Regions from separate parts of the Homo sapiens genome. Here region 2 is linked to region 1. A link is a contact called in ENCODE Hi-C or POLR2A ChIA-PET data. All regions are on one chromosome and are shown on one strand. Each heading gives the region's core, a stretch centred on a gene start or an enhancer-like site at or near the end of the contact. The rest is flanking DNA. Distances are from core to core; before and after follow the strand shown.

Region 1 (3,890 bases), core at 1,382-3,881:
GCCTGCGGGAGTTGCTGTGCTGATGAGACTTGGCTGTCCTCATAAGCAGTGACTCCCATCAGCTGGTGTCCATGAGCGTGAGCAAGTGTACGCTATGTACAGGGCCAACAAGCGAAGAACTTTCCATTAATTTTCCCTCCATCTCCTACAATGGCTCTTCTTCACAAAGAAGATCATCACTGTGAGGCATGTTCTCGTGGCTCTGGTGGGCTGGCGTGAAGCCCCTCTACTGACTCCCTGTCTACTCATGGGGAAGGCAGGTGGCTGGGGTAGCCATAAGACATCCCACTGATGGTTTTCAGGAAATGCAACCTGTAACCCCGGCTGCCTGCCACTCCCAGAGCCAGGAAGAGGGAGGACAAATGCAAGGGCCAGAGAAGACGAAAGGCAAGAATAGCCTCTTAGGAGAAATTGTGTGTGCTAAGCCCGCTTGTATGGGGCTCCCTCAAGAGAGTTCAGTGTTCTTTAGCTGTTTCTTCTTTTTTACTACGTTTTTATGAAGTAGGATGATTTCAGAGCATTAAGAGTGTGCTGATAGCCATAAAGGAAAAAACTTTTAAAAACATTGAATCAGGGTTTGATAGGAAATGTCCACACTTCTTAAATTTGTATCAATATCTAAGTGATTTTCACGAGTGCTATTGTGTGTTTTTTTCTAAGGATGATCTATTCCCTCAGATGTCAAGCCAAGCTCCTAATTCACCGATCAGAATTGCCTGTTATCAAATGTCCAGACTTTTTATCAAAGGAAAATCAACGATGAGAGAAATGAATGCTTTAAAATGCAAATGAGTTTAAAGGGAGGAGATGAGTTAAGACGAGGGTCTGATGGGACATGAAAGGCAGGACCGCATCCAAGCCAATCACTTATCTTTACTCTTGTTTCTAATTTCTCAAAGACCCCAAGTTTCAGCTTCATCTCATACACTCATTATCATCTTTCAGAGAGCCAGCACCATCCCCTCATTTCAGTGTCTCGAGGTTCCCATGACCCCCGTTGTGTGTGAGCTCCCGGGGGGCCCTGTGGGCACTGGCACCCATGTGCACGTTCATTCAGGAGATGCTGGTGGGGCGGGCTGTGTCCATGACAGCACCTGCCAGTGGGATCTGCTCAGCGTCCACCCTCCCTAACATTTGCGGGATGATGCTTTGAGAGAAACACAAGAAACTTCAGGCAGAATCAGAATAGTCACCATAGAAAGACCAGAACACCGAACTGTCAGGGGAGAGAAGACAGTAAAATGTCTCTGTGTAGTAAAAGCAGATGAGTGAGCAACTGTGACCTTCCCACACAGAAGCACAGGTCAGGTGAGAGAAGACAGTAAAATGTCTCTGTGTAGTAAAAGCAGATGAGTGAGCAACTGTGACCTTCCCACACAGAAGGGCAGGAGCTCGGGTGCTCACACTTACCTGCCAGCTGTGTCACCAGGCCACAAAAATGCCGGCAACACAGCACACTGACGTGGTGGGGGCAACCAAACCAAAAACGACAAATTAAAGAAGTTCGCATGCAATTAGTACACTGTCCTTGGTCTGTTAAACTGTTTAATGAATGCATAAAAAGGCAGAAAAATATATAAAGCCAAAAGCTCATAATAAAATTAAATCATGATACAACCACCACAGGCAATTACCATCAAATACATTCCCATGATTTACAAATGTATCGCTTATACAGAGGAAGTTGCAAAATCACTGCCAGTACAGACACATCCAGTCTAATTAACTATCGTCTATTCATACAACAGCAACAACTGCAGCTCCTGAGACCACAGAAGGACACAGTGAGCAGCTGGTGACTGAGCCAGGGTAGCCTCCGATCAATAACTGATCAGAGTAATGAGACTTTGAGAGGAATGCCTATAAGAAATCTCAAAAGGTATTTGTTTGGGTGCAGAAACAAATGCACCCTCCACATTTGGATTTTCTCTAGAAGAATCTGTGGCCAAATCTCTTATCCAATGGAGGTACTGAGTGGCTGGATCAGTTACCATGCAAGCTCACGATGAATGAGATTGAATTTGGTTCTGTGTGCACACTGGGCTCTGGGGAGGGAGGACACCCCTGTGTGTTGCTGCTGCCTTCCGTGCTGTCTACTGTATCCTTCATGTGTCTCCAAATGGTACACGCCCCATGGGATTACAGAACACAGCTACAGAATTAGGATCTCATGGTAACAATGAGGAATTAGGTTACTGTAGAACTAAAATATGTTTAATGAAATTAAAATGCAATGGAAAAAAAATCAGGCAACAGAACATTCTGATGAATTTACAGGACTGATTATATCCCACGGCACTGAATGACAAACAGTTCTTCTCCATACAGTCGCAATTAGAGGCATAGAAGTCATACTGAATGCTGAATAGAAGAACACTGAGAAGAGCAGGTTATAAATGAAGGTTTTCACATAAAACAGAAAAATAGACAAAATCATCGGTAAGAAGCTAGCTTTCGAAAACCTCCCTAAAAGTACACGGCACGGAGAAGTGGGGTACTGGGATGTCCTGGCTGCTTTCTGCTTTGGGAACTATCCAAGTGGCACATCACCATGTCCAGCTTAGGTGTCTTGTGAAACCTTACTTCCTCCACATAAAAAGGAAGGAACGGTTTCCAAAGCTAATGTTTCCAGGCTCTGCCTCGTGACACTCAAGTGGCCTCAGATATGAGCACTGGCACAGAGTGATGCTGGAGAGGTCACTTAGAGAGAAGCTGCCGGGCCAAGCACACGACAATCTTGGCCCTAAGTGCTCACCCATTCCTCATGTGACCCTGACATTCCGGGGAACTGGGAAACCTGTTCCTTAAAGGCAACAACAGTCCTTTCTTTCCTCTCACAACAAAGGAGCATGTTCTCCGTGAATGCACTTTTCATTTACGGCTCTCAAAAGAATATGCCTTCTCAAGGAATTTTTAATGCACTTTTCTTGAATGTCAGCTCCCAGCAACACAAGCATGGGTGTTGTTAGGGCATTCCCGGGCTCGGGGGCGGCCGCTCCAACATGTGGTACCAGCGGCCATGTGCCCTCAAGGGGAGGGAGGAAGAGCACAGGAGGGTGGGAGGAGGACAAACAGCCCCTTTTATAGGGTCATGGGGGGGCTCCACTCAGAGTCTGGCAGGAATCTGCCAGGAAAACCTCGTTCTAGATAGGGAGAAGCAGAACTGTGTGTGGGGCAGGCCGCCGTGGTCCTGAGAGACAGGGCCCGGGCCTTCCACTGCTCGTTTGCACACCTCTTCGGCCTATCCCAAGGACCTTCCTAGCATATAAAAACAGGGGCTCTCCTGATTTGTAAACAGAACAACAAATAAAAATAAAAACAAAACCAAAAATTCCTCCATGGCAGCCCACCCAATGAATACCCCAGATTTTTAGGGCCATTGCGGGTCTGTAGCTGGGTGTAGAGAGAGTTAAGCTTTCATCTCCCATGTTTACAACACTTTGTGATAAAATAGTTGAGTGGAGCAATCACATCCCCACTGCGTGCGCTCCCCCGGGATGCCTCACAGCTGCTCTGTGATCACACGTGCAAATGTTATTATTATTATTTTTTGCCTTTGGCATCAAAGGGCAAGCCTGTTCATTAAAAAATCTTCTATATTCAACACTCCATAGTGAAAAGAATGGATACTTCAAAATTCCTAAAGCAATCATGTGAAAATTATTTTTATTTTTAAAATTTTTGAAAGTGTTTTGATTTTTATGGGTCCTTGATAATTGGCCAGCCCTGTTTTGCAAAGAGATGGACTATTTCTGAGACTAGAATGTTTTCTTTGAAAATATTGAAGAGTATAAGAGATTTAAGACAATAAAGGCTGTAATCTTACCATAAAGGAAGAAAAACATCTATGTGTGTCAATATTGTTTTGAGATAAAGTCACAATGATTGAT
Region 2 (3,890 bases), core at 860-3,359, 71 kb after region 1:
GTCCAGAACAGGCACATTATAGACACTGAGAGTACATTAGTTGTTATCTTGGGTTGGGGAATAGGATGAGGTCGGGTGGGGTTGGGCAGTGGCTGCTCATAGGTATGGAGTTTCTTTCAGGGCTGACAAAAATGTATTAAAATCAGATTGTGGTGATGGTTGCACAATCCTGTGAATGTACTGAAAGCATGGACATGTACACACCAGTGCGCACCCAATAGCCAGGACCCAGTGAGATGCTGACTGGGCATGCGGCTCAGGGAAGAACCATGAAGGACGAAGAATCCTTCCTCCCTGCAGCAGCTGGACCAGGTGGTCTAGGGGACGCCATGTGGCTCAGAAGGATGAGGAATCCTTCCTCCCTGCAGCAGCAGCTGGACCAGGTGGTCTGGGGGACGCCATGTGGCTCAGAAGGATGAAGAATCCTTCCTCCCTGCAGCAGCTGGCTGTCATAGGTGGTCTAGGGAATGCCATGTGGTTCAGTGCCAGGATCCCAGACTGGTTTTGAAATGTGGGGAATTAACATTTAAGGAGACTAACTATTCTCTTTAACTAATTGCTAGTCTGGCTATTCTGCTTCGGGATAGAGTATTTTTTTTTTTTCTTGAGACACAGTCTTGTTCCGTCACCCAGGCTAGAGTGAAGTGGCACAATCTTAGCTCACTGCAACTCCACCTCCTGGATTTGAACGATTCTCATGCCTCAGCCCCCCGAGTAGCTGGGACCACCATGCCCTGCTAAGATTTTTTTTCCTATTTTTAGTAAAAACAGGGTTTTGCCACGTTGGCCAGGCTGGTCTTGAACTCCTGACCTCAAGTGATCTGCCCGCCTTGGCCTCCCAATGTGCTGGGCTTACAGACGTGAGCCATCATGCCCCACCTAGAGTGGTTATTTGAATGGGTTTATGAGTAAAGGTTCAGTAAATACTTCCTGATCAACCCTGAGGACCCAGAGGAAAATTACAACGACGTCCAGGACCCTTTTCTTTGACCTTTTCTTTCGACAAAGTTTTGACAAATTTTGATAGTATCAGAGGAAAACACAGGAAGCACTTTTGATAACATGAGTATATCAGAATTCAGGATTTGTTTTTAAAGAAACTACACAGGAGAAATAAAAACGTGTCCACATAAAAAGTTGCACTTGAGTTTTTGTTTATAGCAGTGTTATTCATGATAGCCAAAAAAGTATAAACACAAACATCTACCAACAGATGAATGGGTTAACAAAATGTGGTATATCTATACAATGGAATATTACTTAGCTATATTTTAATATAATAGATAAAAAAGAATAAAGCACTGATATATGCTGTAACATGGATGAATCCTGAAAACATCATGTTACATGAAAGAATCTGGACACTAAAGATCATGGAAATCATTCCACTCAGACGTAATATCTGAAAGAGCGAACCCTACAGACAAGAAGTGAGCCGGTGATTGCTGAGGGCTGTAGGAGGGATGGGAGGGATTGCTAGAAGGCACAGGTTTCTTTTGGAGGTGAAGTCAATGTTGTAAAATGGACTGTTGGGATAGTTGCACGTATCCAGTAAACAAGACTGCATTGTACACCTTAAGTGGGTGAATTGTATGTCATTTGAATTACATCTCAATAAAGCTGTTTTTTTTTTTAAAAAACCCATAAACGCTCAGTTTATGGGTAGTTAAAAATGAAACATTGTAGCATTATTGAAAGGGCATTTGGAACCACATGTTGGAGGGAACTCAGGAAGCCATTTTCCCACAGACAACATTACTTAGATTAGTAAATGGCCCTTTCAGTTTAAAGCCACACTCTTTGTGAGATCATTTTGTAGTGTAATTAAGATGGCAGTGTGTAAATAATGAGTACTGTGAAGCTTGTCAGAATCAAAATGGAGTCACTTAGGTTAAAATGCTGAAAAATGAAGCCAGGGAAGGCCACGAAGGGAGGATTTTCATGCATAAATAAATGCCTGATGACAAGAGCTGCTACAAAAGACTGCGAAAACCACAACCCTGCAAAAAGACCATCACAACACCGCCCCCCCCGCCACACCACACCACACACACACACACACACACACACACACACACACACACACTTCCGTGAGGACAGTTGCCCAGCAACTGCCTGTCCGGCCTCCAGCTGGCACCGCCCTTGCTATTGATCCTTGTAGCCAAGGATCATTATGTCAGAACAATGTATAATCCTCCTTATTTTTCCTTAAAAAAGCTTTGTCTTCTCTCACCTCCCGGAATGCACACATAGCTTACCATGGCACATGTATTCCCATTGCAATGCAATTCCTAGATAAACATGGTTTTTTAGAGTCTTTCTGTTTGTTATCTAGGTTGACAATACAAAGAAATGTGCTCAGAATATTATTTAAACACTGTCTTCTAGAAATTACAGCCAAGCAAACATTAACCAGTGTCACCATCAGACTGTTTATCAAGGTCTGTTATGTAACTGGACATACTTCTATTTTAGGAACACAAAATACTCTGCCATTTATTCCTGGAAGCCACCGCTCCATCAGCTGGTTAAGTAAAATAAGAAGGATGATCACATTAAGAAGGGGGAGGGGGGAGAGAGAGAGAGAGAGAGAGAGATTGATTCAGTGTGGCTCTTTTACTACAAGAGTTTGATAGTTGAGTGAATTTCAAGTTTGAATAAAATGCACTTAAAGCTAATTCATGTAAGGTTAAGGGCCGTTATTCAGTTCAAAAGAATATTGCACATTATTAAAAACAGAGGAATGCAATGGAATACTCCAATCTTCTTAATTTGATGGTGAATACCCTTCCTTTAGTTTCATATAATTAAAAAAAAAACAGTCCTACTTAATTCCCCAGAACATATTCCCCTGTGCCTACATGTGTTTCTGTATTGAACTGTGTCCTATAATGCAGATGTGGTAGAAGGGCAATAGGTCAAATATACAAAGAAAGATCTTTGCTCAAAAGACAGTAACAGAGAAAAAGGATGTACCCTTCTCTGAATGTGTAGCTTGGCCCTGCCAATCTTCTTATCTCTTTAGTTTCTCTCCCACTGTGGAATAGGCAGAATGATATTTTCTATCTCACAGGGTCACTGTGAACATTGAATGATCTCATGGCCCTTTTAGGGCTCATGTAAGGCTCATGACAGTATCTGGTGCTCAGCTAGCGCGGAGCCAATGCCACGTGTCACCATTATGTTTTTACTGTCATTCATCTTCTGATTGTTTTCCATAGTCAGGCCTTTGGAAAGGTGAACATAAAATCTTCTTAAGTAAAAACCAGGTTTTAATGTGAGCATCAGTGCAATAAGTTTTTTTTTTTTTTTTTTTGAGACAGAGTCTTGCTCTGTCACCCAGGCTGGAGAGCAGTGGCGCAATTTCGGCTCACCGCAACCTCCACCTCCCGGTTTCAAGCAATTCTCCTGCCTCAGCCTCCTGAGTAGCTGGGATTACAGGCGTCCACCACCACGCCGGCTAATTTTTGTATTTTTAGTAGAAACGGGGTTTCACCATGTTGGCCAGGATGGTCTCGATCTCCTGACCTCGTGATCCACCTGCCTCAGCCTCCCAAAGTGCTGGGATTACAGGTGTGAACCACCGCGCCCGGCCCTCAGTGCAATAAGGAGAGAGAGAGTGACAGACAGACAGACAAACAGAGAGAGAGAGAGACTGATTCTAACTGCATCTGCATTCTAGTTCCCTTACCTAAAGGAGCAAACTCAGAACGCAAAATGGAACTGCCATGATCTCTGCAGATGCCTTTCTTCAAAGCTGAGTTCTGCTATCCCTGTGATCAGAAAGATGAATCATCAGAACAGCAAATCTGTTCCAACTTGTCCTAAGAGCTGGAGGAACCCAGACCAGGCTAATGCTTGTTCCTACCCATTCAAGAGCAAAATTAGTC

The links. A loop is a pair of places that touch in the nucleus more often than their neighbours do. ChIA-PET counts read pairs that join two places held with the same protein, here RNA polymerase II (POLR2A). Pooled maps may share reads with other maps.
Region 2: a loop to region 1 is called in a pooled map, with 2.2 times the contacts of the local background. The contact joins two enhancer-like sites. A Hi-C loop is called at or near these places in 2 of 168 maps with a recorded cell type or tissue (PC-9 and endothelial cell of umbilical vein) and 6 of 50 pooled maps. POLR2A ChIA-PET finds 5 or more read pairs at or near these places in 4 of 52 experiments (AG04450, H1, OCI-LY7 and 1 more).

Annotation. Positions count from the first base shown.
Region 1 is chr18:77,011,265-77,015,154 of GRCh38, forward strand. The region is part of intron 4 of MBP (myelin basic protein); the gene reads right to left. Among named protein-coding and RNA genes, the nearest start is that of MBP-AS1, 33 kb to the left of the region's middle. Within about 2 kb of position 2,632, at least 16 of the 41 ENCODE cell types and tissues checked have a DNase peak (open chromatin) inside an H3K27ac peak, as active enhancers do.
Region 2 is chr18:77,082,387-77,086,276 of GRCh38, forward strand. All of the region lies in intron 2 of MBP (myelin basic protein), which reads right to left. Among named protein-coding and RNA genes, the nearest start is that of MBP, 48 kb to the right of the region's middle. Within about 2 kb of position 2,110, at least 6 of the 41 ENCODE cell types and tissues checked have a DNase peak (open chromatin) inside an H3K27ac peak, as active enhancers do.